3 separate regions of the Homo sapiens genome follow, and all the other regions are linked to region 1. A link is a contact called in ENCODE Hi-C or POLR2A ChIA-PET data. All regions are on one chromosome and are shown on one strand. The core of a region is the stretch at or near the end of the contact, and the rest is flanking DNA. Distances in the headings are between cores, read along the strand shown. Region 1 has its middle 270 kb from the start of CWC27. Region 2 has its middle 10 kb from the start of CD180. Region 3 holds the start of KIF2A (kinesin family member 2A).

Region 1 (4,564 bases), core at 130-2,629:
CTCCGTCCATCTCTGTGTTCCAGGTACTTTCTTACACCCTGCCCACTGGACCATGGGCCTCTGTGGTTCACTGGTTAACACTTGCCTAATCAACTAGACAAACACAGGACGGGACAGCTGGGCGCTGAGCTGCCAGGGCACATGTGGGAGCTGCTTCAAGACTGACCACGAGGCCAAATTAATCTAAGAACCTGTTGCAAGAGCAAATGCTGTGAAGGCAAGATGGAGGTGTCCCTGGGGGCCCAGTGGCTTCTCAGTGAATGGGCTTCCATTCTTCTTTTCTGCTTGACCAGCCTAAAAACAAGAGGCTGGCCTCACAGAGGATTCTTCTTAGAAGATATTGCAGAGCCACTTATAAGACCAACGTATTTCACAGCCCAATATCCTTACTGACATCTCAGACCACCCCTCTCCCCACCTTCTTTTAATCACTTTCTTTTCTCCTCCAGGGCACAAACAGCTTTTATGCAAATTATCTCTCAGGACAGGTGTGAGGGCTTTCCGCAAAGAAAGACTGATCGCATCCAAGGTCCTTTATCCCTTAGAGGGCTCCCCAGGGACAAGCAACCTGTTCTGCCCCAGGGCTGCCGGACGCCCAGTTTTCCTGCTGTCTCTCATCACAGGGGCGGTGGGGCGCGCCCGCCTCCAGCCTGGCTCTGGACCCGGGGCCCCGCCACCTCCCAGCAGCGGGCGCAGAGAGCCTTCTGGTTACCCCCGAAGCTGAGGATTGCAGTGTTCTAGCAATGGATGAAATCCTTTTTAACCGACTGTAATAAAAATAAGATTGTGAATAACATGTGACTATAGACCTCCAAAAAACTGGCGGCTGTGAAACCCATACTTTAAGAAGCATGGCCTCTCTCTCGAAGTGGCTTCCAGTGACGGTCCTGGATCTACTTCACCCTTTTTGGCTCGGGTACTGGAACAGGTCTCGGCCAAACTACTGTCTCACCGCCATAGTGATAATCATCTTTAAAAGCACAGCTAGTCGGTGCGCGACCACTGCGCGGTACAATAAGAACCTGTCGGGGAGGGACCACGGCAGGCGACTGGGAGCTTGTGGACTGCCAGGGTCTGGAGCGGGCCCGGCCATCCCGCCGCTGCGCATGCGCCACCCAGGCCGCTGGCCGGAGAAACCTAGTGGCGGCGGGAGGCGGGAGGCTGGGAGTACGCGGGGGAAGCTGGAAGCGGGAAGCGGGGAGACGCGAGGTGGGGGCGGGGCGCACCGGCGTCCCGGCTGGGCGTGACGGGCGAGACCCCAGCCCGGTCGCGGCGTCTGAGGTTGCAATCTCGTCTGGGGCACTCTCGCGCCTCGCCCCTACCCGACTTCTTTTCAGGGATTAGTTCTGACTTCATGATTAATCAGCACTTTCTGGTTTCCTTAGGGTGACGTCATCTCTGCTCAGAGATAAAACAGGCTCCTTTTTGAGGGTTGCGGGCAGCCTGGGGGCCCGGGTCCGGGAGGCTGTCCCGGGGACTGCGCCCCGCCCACAGGCGACAGCCAGATCGCGCTGCCGGCCCCTCGAACGCTGGGTTCCCTGGCCACAGCGCGTCTTGTTTATTGCTTTTGCGGACTGGTTAAATGCAAAAGCTCAAGGTTTTCTTTCTTTTTTCCGTAATTATAAAAGTAGGACATGCTCTTTTAAAGGGTGGAAAATTACGAAGAAAAAAGTAATCACCCAAAGCCCCACCCTCTAGACTCAACCTCTGTTAACGTTGATGCATTTCCTTCCTGTCTCCCCCCACAACCCCCTTTCTTTGCAGCAGATCTTCAGGTTTTTAACGTCATTTAGTCATGTTATATCATTTTGTAGCCTACCTTTTTCACTTATATTGTGGCAGAAACTTTTTTGTGCTTTTTTCAAACATTGCTTTAAAGATCATAAAGATCTACTCCTTTAGTAGAGGTATCATCAAGTACTTAAACACTATTTCCGTTTATGAGCATCTAAGATGTTCTCAGTTTTTACTAGTGTATGAGGTAGACCATCCCTTCACCCTTACTTACATTTGCCAGGGTTTGATGGTTGGTGGAGCATACAAGCCCAAACTAAAAATTTGATCAAATATATGTCAAATTGTGAGCAAAACTTGAAAGCTTCTGCTCTTTTCTATATTGCTAATGATAGAGAACCTGGGCAGAAGCTGATTATTTGCAGGATGAGCTTTTGTGCCTGTGAAGGAAGGCCCTGACCTGAATGGGACGTGGAGAGTTTTGCAGTGGAGATGGAGGCTGGTGGCAGAAGGCAGAATGAGAAAGAGGGGCCAAAGAAAAGAAAGTCAGCTGGCGCCTAAAGGAAAAACTCCCCATGAAGATAAATGGCTGATGATTTTTGGAACACTGATGTTGAACATGCTAATTCTGTTAGTCCAAGCTCCAGTCTCCTTGTTTCTTTTACTAAAAAACTAGAGAAGTACAGGAGAAAGAACTGGGCCTAAATGAAGAGAGAGTCACACTATTTAGTGCATTTTCTGCCTTCTAATCTGTCCCCCTTCTCTAAAGTCCTTTTCCCACTTCATGAAAGGGTAATATAAGGTTTCCGTAAGATTCTAGATATCCAGGATAAGCAGAGGACATGAACCATCCAGATCTTCTCCCTCTCTCTTTTTTAAGATGGGGTCTTGCTCTGTCACCCAGGCTGGAATGCAGTGGCGATCTGGGCTCACTGTAGCCTTGACCTCCTATGCTCAAGAAATCCTCCCGCCTCAGCCCCCAAGTACCTTGGACTACAGGCACACACCACCACGCCCGGCTAATTTTTTTATGCTTCTTGTAGAGATGGGGTTTCACCATGTTGCCCAGGCTGGTCTTGAACTCCTGCTGACCCCAGGCAAGCTGCCCGCCTCAACCTCCAAAAGTGCCGGGATTACAGGCATGAGCCACCATGCTGGGCCCATCTAGAACTTCTCTGTGAGGTCTGGCATGAGCCTACTTCTATTTATCCCCTGCAAATCACTTTAACTGAAAGCTGTTCACTTCTAAAATGAGGTTACAGGAAAAAAAAAGTAAGTATGTTTTGGTAACTGAACGTGATGGTGGGAGAAAGGCTGGTGGTTTGAGAATAAACTCAGCCTCCCAGGGCCTTTTGCCTAGAAGGTCTTACACACTCTTGCATTGGTTAGCCTGGTTAGTAAAGGGCATGCAACTCTACTGCTTCTAAGAACACTGTAGGTCCTTCCTGTGCTCAGAGTTGTGTGACGATCTGTAACTCAAGGGAGAAGCTGGAACAGCCAGCTTTTGACATCTCCCTTGTTGCTTGGTCTGGAGCAACTTTCCCTTTATGAGAAAAAGTGTGACACAAACTCTGTCTCCAACCAAGCCAGTTTTCTCCATGCTGAGTATCTGTAAGAAAAGCCAGATTGATCAAGAGGCATTCTCTGCTTGGTTTAAATTCGCATGACAAAGTAGGCAATTTTGTGTAATTGGCACGTGCTTTGCAAAGTAGCCGTCCATTCTTGAGCCACCTGAGAACTGGCAGTGAAGCAGTGATTTAACTTCAAAAGGGTGAGAATGGCTGTGGTGGCTTTCTTTTCCCTCTTAAGGCGGAAGAGGTTCCTGTCTCCCTGTCTCCTTCCCAGAACAGCTCCCTCTACTGACGGTATGGCTGTCATCCTCCCTCTAACCCACTTCCTCACCTCTGTGGTCTCCACCTAGAATGCAGGTGACTGTGTCTCCATAGGGTGAGATTTGCTCAAAGAGTAGAGAAAACCCGGCATCCTGAAAGCAACACTCCAGACCTGGCTGCCAGCCACAAACCCACTAGCTCCTAGATCTCCAAATCTACTCCTTTGTTTAGTACCCAAGGATTCTCACTGTTTCCATTACTGGAGGAAGGTTCCCTTCTAGCCATCCAGTTCACATAGGATTGGGAAGAAGCTAGCTCCATTCTCATCATAACCGGTGAGATCAGTTCCTCCAGGCTTGGGCTCCCAGCATCCCTTCTCCAAGTCACAACATTCTCTAGACACTTGCTGACCCTGCTATGTTCTGCCTGTTAAAAGGTCATCTGCTTTTTGAATTCTTTCCACTCTCCTCCCAGTTATTTGTGATAGTCTCTTAGAAGGTTAAAAATAACATTTATTTCCCCAGTGGTTTTGTATATTTCCATTTGGCAAACTTTATTTTGTTCCATGTGTTTCTAAGGGAACAGAAATGAAAATGGTTTATGTCCTACTTCCTACACTGGGCTCAATGATGTTGTCAGAAATGGAATTGTCTTTCGGTCCAAAGTGGGTACACCCAACCGTAAGCTAGGCTTTAATGCAGAAACTATATAAACTACAAAGACAATGGACATTGTTTGGCTATTGGAAAATCTACTGCGTTATACTTCCTTTAATCAAGCCATGAATTTTTTAATAGATTCAAGCCACTTTGCACAGACATGATAACAGTATAAAACTGGGTCACATTATAAGCATGAACCATGACACTGTGTCCCATTACTGAAATAAAACTAAAGGCAACATAAGAAGTCAAGATGGAGGGTGGTTGTTACTGGAAGGAGCACATGGAGGGGCTTCTGTGATGCAGGAAATGTTCTATTTGAAATCCAGGTGATAA
Region 2 (4,768 bases), core at 1,029-3,528, 2.2 Mb after region 1:
AAGGAGATGGAGTGACTGCAAAGGCCACAGTAAATAGGACTCTTTAATGACAGGGCAGGAGGAGGCTGCCCCAGGCCCAATTTATTGCTGATACAGAGTCTCTGAATTAGGGCACATGATGACCGCTGATCGTTAAGTAGGGCTGTGAGGAAATGTTTGTACATATGAAGAAGCTAATTAAGGTGGCTTGCCAGATATGCATACTCAATCTCTGCTTATTGAGGCTTCTTCCTCCTGTGAGGGAGGCTCTCCCCAATCACATAAGATCTCCAGCAGTCATCCTGCATGTGAGTGCCCTGGGTAGAATATGAAGGGGCTCGGGGACGAGCTTGGGAACTAGAAGTAAATGGTTAAGATTCGGCAGAGGGTTTTTATTGTGGCAATATCTGAACATTTGCACATATTTTCTAAACATCTTTCTAGAGATGACTTGAGTCTCACATACGTGTTTCTATTTTAAAGCAGAGTTTGGATCCTTCCAATAAGTGCCCAAAGCCACCAAATTTGGTATAGCTGGGACTAAAATGCTTTGCTTTTCCCCAATAACTTCCCCAGAGAAAAGTGCTACTTGCTCTAAGTAGACTCGTGAGATTTCCATTTTATAAATAACACTGATCAAAACTATTGTAAATAGTTCTCTTTCAGCTCCTGCATGGCTGGAACATATGTAAGATTTTTAGGTTTTTGAGATTTGCTAGTTTGGGGCAATTTACATTTGGGAGTTTTAATTTCAAAATAATAAAAAATACCGAGTGTTTCCCAAGTTTTCGATTCTAGCCTAAGATCTGGAAACAACTATAATTTCTGACTTAAGAACAAAACCAAACCAGCCCCAGTCGCAGAAATCTATCACTTTATTATGTGGAGATTGATGGGGAGTTGGTCAAAACCTTGCTCAATCCCTGTGACCTCCGTGCTCAGGAAAACACATCTTCATTATTTTTCTTTGATTTTTATAGGTTGCATTTGTTTCTTTGCCTGTCGTTCATTTCACTTCGATTGCATTTTCTTTCTGAAAGTCTTTTTCCTGTAAGGCCAGTTTGGTCAGCATTCAGTTCTTGCTTTAATTGGGCCTCTTTAAGCTTTCATCCCCTCAGATTTTTATATTCGTTTTTATTGTTGAACCTCACTTTAAGCTGTGGCTTTTCATTGTCATACCTTCCCATTTGTTCCTCATTCACCAGAACTTTGTTTCTGTGGGATCATCATCTTTCTTGGTCTGTGGAAGGCCCAGGTAGCACCCATTTGTTTTCTTCCCTCAGTGTCTCGTTGGGGCCCACTCATCTGAGTCCTTGGGGTTGCTCAGATGCCTGATCATCTCAGCAGCCAGCACCATCAAAGAGGAAACCTGCCTGAGATCCCGGCTCTGAGCTTCTTCCAGTTCAGGGTCTGGGACCTAGTGTCCAGCTGAGGCACCGTGGGATGTGTTTGTAGGAGGTAAGTCAGGGAGTGGTGGGCTCCAGCCCCCTGAGATGTGACATGCCCCACAGCCCTGACATTGGCCAATGTGGTAGGCAGTTCACCTCTGAGGTAGGGCAAATCTAGCTTTTTGACTTTTTCCCCAAATGAGATGCAAGATATGGAGCCTATGGAGAAGAAAATAAGAAGCTAAGAACTGGTGTGTCTTGGGTTTTCAACCAGAGAAAAAATCCAGTTTATATGGCAGAATAAGCATATACCATGATCAGACCAGCCATAAACAGACATCAAGGTAGCGAAAAAGTCCTTACAGAGAGATGCCATCAGCAATGGCCAAGTATGGTGATATTCTAACATTCTAGTTTCAAATTCTAGCATAGTTTTTCTCGTTGGAACATAACTACTGTAGTTCCTGTTGCAGTCTATAATTAATGAACAAACAAACAAAAAAAGAAGTAAAAAGAGGAAATTGTAAAATTTCTGTTCCCACCTTCTAAATATAGTTTAATTTGCTTTAAACAAATCTACCATAACACTTTTAATTTGTAGAACTGATAAACATTAATTTATCAAAGGACTCATATTATTTGTGACTGTGCTCACAGACTAGAGTTCCTTGTAGAATTTCTTTCAACTGTAACAAACGTGGTGCAAGTTTTTTGATGACTTGATTTTTAAAAATTTAACTACACATATCTTGGCTGTATAAAGCGAGGCTGACTTGTAACTTTGAAACATGCACATTAAATAGTCAAGAGTCAATAAAGAAACTGAACAAATGACAAAAAATGTTTGCTTCAAGTGAGTCAGTCATGACAAAACTACTCTCAGAATTGATTTGGAGATAGCCTAGGCTGTGGTTTTTCAGAGAAACCTGTACAGCTGGGTGGGGCACTGCGGTTTGCTAGTTTCTGGAGAGGTCAAAATGTGAAGTCAAAATGGTGTGCTGATACGGGAAATGACTGAGCTCCATTGCAATTCAGACCTATGACAAGCGGTTAAGGCACCTGCTATCCCCAGGCCTCAAGCTCTGTGTGGGTGCAGTGGAGCTGGATTCTTGAAGAGCTGGTTGTTTTCCAGGGCAGGAGATGGCCTGCTCCCAATCCAGAATTCTAACAAGAAAATAGCCTGGCCATGGCCCACACTTCCCAAATAGATGCACCTTTTTTTTTTTTGGATTGTCATCTTTTAAAAAAAAATACATATACTTTCATCAGCAGAATTGAATTTGGAAGGTTGCTGATGTTTTTTAAATTAATAGAATATGAAGCATTTACCATTTTCATAAGAAAGCTCATTAAAATTTACCTTTTATCCCCCTCTTGTCTGAGAAATGAGTATCTAGCACATAGTGCTTACTATTGCCAGGTACTGTTCTAAGTATTTTAGAGATGCAAACTAATGTAATCCTATGCCTAGACTCTGAGTAGTCTTTTCTAGGCAAAGAAACACAAGGAAGCTAAGTAAATTGCCCAAGGTCATTCACTGTATGGATGGGTTGGGGCTTGAACCTAGGGAGTCTGGCCCCAGAGATCAAACAAGAGAAAGAAGGCATCAGGGAAGCCCGAAGAAGGGAAAAAAAACCCACCAAAACAACCAGTTTTGCCCAATGCTTTGAAGAAAACTTTTAATCCTGTCTCCTTCCTTGCCCATGAAAAATGTCCATTTAGTCATAGTCGGAGTCAAGGGCAGAGCGAGGTGGGAGAGTGCCAGCCCGATGCTCTGTGACCCCATCCCAGCCTCGTCCCCTAGGCTTTCTCTTAGGCAGTGCTCTCCCAGCCTCTGTCATCTCCTTAAACATGGGTCTCCTTGCCTGGGCGAACCCTGCACATCCTTCTGAGCAGCACTGCCCAGTAGAAATGGGAGCCACATATGCAACTGTAAGTTTTCTAGTAGCCCACCTTAGAAAGAAAAAAAAAACCACGAAACAAATCTGTCATTGCTTTCTTCTTCCACATTTTGCTTTTTAAACTTCTGTTTTAAGTTTTTTACTTTAAAAAAATTCCCAAAAAGGAGACAGAAAACAGCTCCTGGAAGAATTTACAACCAACTGCATCGGGGTCTGGGAAACTGGACCAGGGTGGGGATGAGTGGATGGGAAGGGGTCCCCTTTAGTCACTGCGGCCTCACTGGAAGACCAAGGGAGCAGGGATTCTTCAGTCAAAAGGGAGGCAGGGAAGAGAAGTGGGAGGAGGTGGGAGTTGGGTGGTTGGAGGAGATGAACAGAAAATAAAATGTCGTTGTCTGGTTAAATCCAGAGAAAAATACCTGGCCCTGTAAGGAGGGAGGATGCCCTTCCAAGGGGATGGAAGGGGTCTGGAGGGAAGCAGGGTAGGGAGGCCACCCTGAGACCCTGGGCAGGCCCTGGTGGAGGAAGCGGGCAGGGGCCTCCGGGACTGTGGGACACACTAGCTATTGTGTTCTTGTGCCATCACCCTGTGTGTTCCCAGAGCAGCTCCTTGCTTCATTTTGCTTTCTCTTAATAAATGACATGGCAGTCCTCCCTGCCCCAAAGTGAAAAATTAATTAATTTCAGGAATATATTTTATTTAACTCAATATATCAAAATATTATTGCAATCATATAAAATCAATGTAACTGATGTGAAATATTAATGAGATGTTCACCTTCTAACTTTATACTATGTCTTCAAAATCCAGGGCTTGTTTTACATTTCCAGCACATCTCAATTTTGGCCCTATATTTTCATTGGAAATATTTGATCCGTATTTAGATTTCATAAAATTCATAGCCAAAAAACTAGATTGACATAACCAAGTTGTTCCAGGCACACTTAAGAGTTTTTCAACCACTGAATCGAGTAATAATGTTTAATGTTTAAACAAGTTAAAATGAAATAAAATTCAATATTCAGTTTCTCAGTCTACATTTCAAGTGCTCAAGAGGCACATATGAACTGGAGAGAAATGAAACCAAAAAAACACGGGCTAGTGAGTTCAGATTAAACAGCCACCTGAAATCATCATTGACTGATTACTCTTCTTGCTGGCTACCTCGGCACAGCAAACTGCAGGCAGGCCTGGAAGCTTGGGTTTTTGGCATGGAGTGTTGTCAGGTTCATTCCTACACGGTAGGCAGTGGCAGGAGTTATTTTGCAAATGTTAACCCTGCCACCTAGTGACCACTTTCTGAATGTCACTTGAAGATTACCACCTGAAAATTCGTGTTGACCTCAGTCTTGCCGCCCTTCCAGACTTTCTCCTGCTTGGAGGCCCCATGTGGCACGGTGCTGCTGATGTGTCATAACTGTTTTGGGGCTGCGTTAGCGATCCCTGGAGGATATGGACTGAGCTGTATCTCCCTTTGTTTTCCCACAACAGTAAGGTGC
Region 3 (4,375 bases), core at 1,198-3,697, 2.7 Mb before region 1:
ACATTGCATGTATTTATGGCTGCTCTTTAGGAAGCCACTAGCATACAAAGCCCATAATGAAAGTCTTGGTAAATACATATGCTGATGTGTACCAAAAAAAGTAAGCCTTTTGGGTATGTCTTATAAAGGAAAGGTTTTGTGTTTGTTAAGTGTTATGTCATACATTTTTATGGAGCAAAACAATGTACATATTTTAAAAATACCTTTTATATGGATTAAAGGTTAAGATTAACCATATAAACCACAGAGTGTAAGGTATGTGTCAGCAACCACGATACAAAATAATATTTTATTGGCTGGACGTGTTGGCTCACGTAATCTCAACACTTTGGGAGGCTGAGGCGGGAGGATCATGAGGTCAGGAGATCGAGACCATCCTGGCTAACACGGTGAAACCTCGTCTCTATTTTAAAAATACAAAAAATTAGCTGGGCGTAGTGGCACACGCCTGTAGTCCCAACTACTTGGGAGGCTGAGGCAGGAGAATAACTTGAACCTGGGAGGTGGAGGTGGCAGTGAGCTGAGATCATGCCACTGCACTCTAGCCTAGGCACGACAGAGTTAGACTTCGTCTCTAATAATAATAATAATAATATTTTATGAAACAATGTTAACTTTGAGCTGTATAGCTTGATTTCTTTGCATTCTTTATAAAGTATAAATAAAATATAAATAGATGTTTTATACCTCAGTTGCAGAGACATCAGAAAATGAATTCTAGACAGGAGCTTGAAGAGTTCAGATAAAACTCCCAAAATTATAGAAAAAATAAAAACTAAACCCTGATTTGGTCAAATTTCACTTGAAACCGGGGTACTCAAGTGTGTCATTTCTGGAATGTAAAAGAAGTTATTTTCCACATTGTCTATCCAGTGTGGTTTTTTTTCCATAGAAATTATATGCACTTTAGAATGGATTCAATAGAATTGTTCTTTTGACAGGTATACCTTCAATATGTTCAAGCTACAGATGAAGCCAGTCTTTTAACAGTTTTTTAAGGACCTACATGATTACTTACATTAGATAGAAAACTCTAGGCACACATATATCCACATAAGCATTGATGTATATATCCAGTTTCCAATTTTAAAATTTTAAATTGTATATTTGTAGTTATTGTTACAGGGAGATTATCAATGACTAGGGAAGGCCGGGCGCAGTGGCTCATGCCTGTAATCTCAGCACTCTGGGTGGTGGAGGCGGGTGGATTACCTGAGGTCAGGAGTTTGAGACCAGCCTGGCCAACATGGTGAAACCCCGTCTCTACTAAAAATACAAAAATTAGCCAGGCGTGGTGGCGCGGGCCTGTAATCCCACCTACTCGGAAGGCTGAGGCGTGAGAATCGCTTGAACACAGGAGGCAGAGATTGCAGTGAGCGGAGATCGCGCCACTGCACTCCAGCCTGAGCGACAGAGCAAGACTCCCCCTCAAAAACAAACAAAACAAAACAACAACAACAAAAAACAATGACTAGGGAAAGTAGGCCATGAAAAGTGTTGTTTCCAACCTATCAATTGCCAGTACTACAAGCAGGAGTTAGACGTTTGGAGGTTTTCACACGGTGCTATAAATACAGTTTCCAGGGCCCCGGTACACGTGGCCTTCCTGCTCTGCCAGGATGGAGAGTCTTGCTTTCCACATTGCTGATGTGGTCAGACTAATTAAATTATTGCAAAAAGACACATTCCCTAGTCAACCTTATGTGTCTGCCTTCTTCCCTTGAGTCACAGTTGTTGGCTTTACAGGCCAAGGCAAGTAAGTCTTGAACCCTCAGCAGAAACAGGGCACCAGCATCGGATGCCTCATAACCTGAACAGTTAAGGACGCCCCACCACAGAGCTTCTTTCTGAGTGTGATAAACTATAAGGCAAGACTGTAAAGGGGTGGATCTTCATTTCGATTTAGGGTAGGTGACACCTCAAGGGTGTTTCTTCCCTTCCAGCGTAACTGGATGGGAAACCTACACCAAGTGTGCTTGGGAGGGCTGCTTGGGTCAGCTACCTGTAAGTGGAAATAGGGGGTGCCACCTTCCGATGAAAACCCGGATCCCGTACTGTCAACGGAGGGCCCTTGAATTCACATCCCTCAGCCCGCTAGAAAGCCCCTGAAACCACGTGGCCTTTAACCCATTCCGGCAACAGCGCCAATTCCCGGAAGCGAGAGGGCAAGAAAGCTCGGCGCGACGCTTCCCGCGTCTTCTAGGCCGCGCGCTGAAATCAAACGCGACGCCGGCTAGCTGTGGGCCGGGCCGAGCGCTCAACGCTCCAGCGGCTGGGTAAGCCGCGGCCGCCGCCCACCCCGCTGCAGAGCTGGGCGGGGCCGCCTGGAGGCAGCGGGGAGAGGCCAGCCGAAAAGGAAGAAGAGACGCCGGAGGCGCGCTCTGCGCAGGCGCGCGGCGCCCCGCCTCCCCAGCGTCGGCTCCCCGGCGGGCGGTGCGGGCCCTCCCACTCTACCCCGCGCCGTCTCACGGCCCCGGCCCTAGCTTCACCCCGACTACCCGGCGTGCGCGTCCTCCTGCCGGCCTGCAGGCCCGGGGCCTCCGCCTGCTTCCCCACAGCTGCTCCTTGCGGCCCCGCTTGCGTTCACGCTGTCGCCCGGGCCGGCGCGGCCGCGGGCAACCGCTCCCCCTCCCACACCTACCCCGCCCCCTCCCCGCCTTTTCCGCCCTCCGGTCCCCCTCCCTCGGCCCGCTGCTGCTGCTCCAGATGAGGTGATGGCAACGGCCAACTTCGGCAAGATCCAGATCGGGATTTACGTGGAGATCAAGCGCAGCGATGGTGAGCCGCGCTGCCAGCCCCGCTGGCCCGCTCGGCCCCGTGTTCGGGTGTGCACGGAGGGGACGCGGGCGCCGGCCGCCTCATTGATTGCTTCGCCGGGCTGTGGGGGTGGGAAGGCGGCGGCCGCGGCGCTTTTGTGTGTGGCGTGTGTGCCAGTGAGGCCGGCTTGGGGTCCGCCCGGGCGCTGCTGCAGTTCTCCGGATCGGGCCGCGGGGGAGGGAAGCCGGGTGGGGAAAGGGCCCGGGTGTCGAGGGTCGCGTCTCCGGGGGTCTCTGGGCGAGGGCCGCTCGCTCCTCCTCCCGCAATCTCCAGCCCCCCCCCGGGGACACCAGCCCGGGAGGGAGCGGGCTTCGTTAGGGATGACCCTGCCTCGCGCTTCCCCTTGGTCTTTGCATTTTACCGGCTTGGCCTCTGACGGGGATGGGGATGGGGGTGGGGGAGCGGGAAGACCAGCGATTTCACATTTAGAGAACCGACTGCTGGTCGGAGGCCGAGATGGGGGGAAAGAGCCAGTTCCGTCGCCTTAAACTGCCGTCTGGTTGTCAGGCCTCCCCGGTTTCGTCGTCGACCATGCTGCTTTCTTTTTTGCCACTTCTTGGGAGAAAAATGTGGAGAATATCGCGCTGAGCCATGAATAAGGGTGGGGGAGCAATGGGAAGAAATATTCGATGGGCTTCTCCAAGGTGATGAGACTGTAAAGGGAATGATAGGGGATGGGCAGAGTCAATGCGAGGCACTGCTGAGAGAGTGGGGGTGGGCGACCGGATGTTGATATTTTCACACCCTCGGGAGAGGTAACTGAGAAAAGTGTAAGGCGAGGTGAAGACACATGCTTCATTTTTTTTTTTAAGAGCCTTAGGCTTATGTATCTTTCTCTAGGTTTCTCTTGGGGAAAATGGTTTATGACACTAGCTTGGGGTGTGGAGTGAGATACGCCAGCCAGACTGGAAATAATTCATATTGTAAAGGAATAAATGCACGGAGGGAGATAAGTAAAATTATTTTCTTTCGGTACCAATATTGAAAGAACGAGAGATGTGTGATAATCTCGAGTTGAGCAGTGTTCCTGACTCCATCTCTCATACCGATTCCTTTTTTTTTTTTTTTGAGACGGATTTTCACCCAGGCTGGAGTGCAGTGGTGCGATCTCGGCCCACTGCAACCTCCGCCTCCCGTGTTGAAGCTATTCTTGTGCCTCAGCCTCCTGAGTAGCTGGGATTACAGGCGTTGTCACCACACCCAGCTAATTTTTTGTATTTTTAGTAGAGACGGGGTTTCACCATGTTGACAAGGCTGGTCTCGAACTCCTGACCTCAAGTGATCCACCTGCCTCGGCCTCCCAATGTGCTGGGATTACAGGCGTGAGCCATCGCGCCTGGCCTCGATTCCTTTTATGAGTGCCTTATTTATTAACCTTTAGCCTAGCCTAGTCAGTAGTAACTTGGCTGTCACGTCCACGTGCCCCTTGGATTCTGCCAGGTTTGACCAAGTTACGTGAAGCTAGATTGATTTTCATGTTGTGTGTATGATATATTGGAAGACCCTATATAGCTAATGATTTTTTCCTCCGTTATATTTGAAGTAATTTGTGGTAACA

What was found. Hi-C counts contacts between places; a loop is a spot of excess contacts on that map. ChIA-PET counts read pairs that join two places held with the same protein, here RNA polymerase II (POLR2A). Pooled maps may share reads with other maps.
Region 2: a loop to region 1 is called in a pooled map, with 6 times the contacts of the local background. The contact joins two enhancer-like sites. A Hi-C loop is called at or near these places in 2 of 37 single-sample maps with no recorded cell type and 7 of 50 pooled maps. POLR2A ChIA-PET finds 5 or more read pairs at or near these places in 1 of 52 experiments (activated T-cell).
Region 3: a pooled map shows a loop between it and region 1 (8-fold over the local background). The contact joins the promoter of KIF2A here to the enhancer-like site in region 1. A Hi-C loop is called at or near these places in 5 of 50 pooled maps.

What each region holds. Positions count from the first base shown.
Region 1 is chr5:65,034,417-65,038,980 of GRCh38, forward strand. No RefSeq gene overlaps it. Among named protein-coding and RNA genes, the nearest start is that of CWC27, 270 kb to the left of the region's middle. RefSeq lists enhancers at 1,098-1,614, 3,446-3,740 and a silencer at 1,175-1,224. Within about 2 kb of position 1,380, at least 41 of the 41 ENCODE cell types and tissues checked have a DNase peak (open chromatin) inside an H3K27ac peak, as active enhancers do.
Region 2 is chr5:67,204,818-67,209,585 of GRCh38, forward strand. No RefSeq gene overlaps it. Among named protein-coding and RNA genes, the nearest start is that of CD180, 10 kb to the left of the region's middle. RefSeq lists an enhancer at 1,333-2,532. Within about 2 kb of position 2,279, at least 13 of the 41 ENCODE cell types and tissues checked have a DNase peak (open chromatin) inside an H3K27ac peak, as active enhancers do.
Region 3 is chr5:62,303,759-62,308,133 of GRCh38, forward strand. KIF2A (kinesin family member 2A) reads left to right here and starts at 2,448. Exons shown (of 21, transcript NM_001098511.3): 1 at 2,448-2,778. The coding sequence starts at 2,715. RefSeq lists a silencer at 2,152-3,181.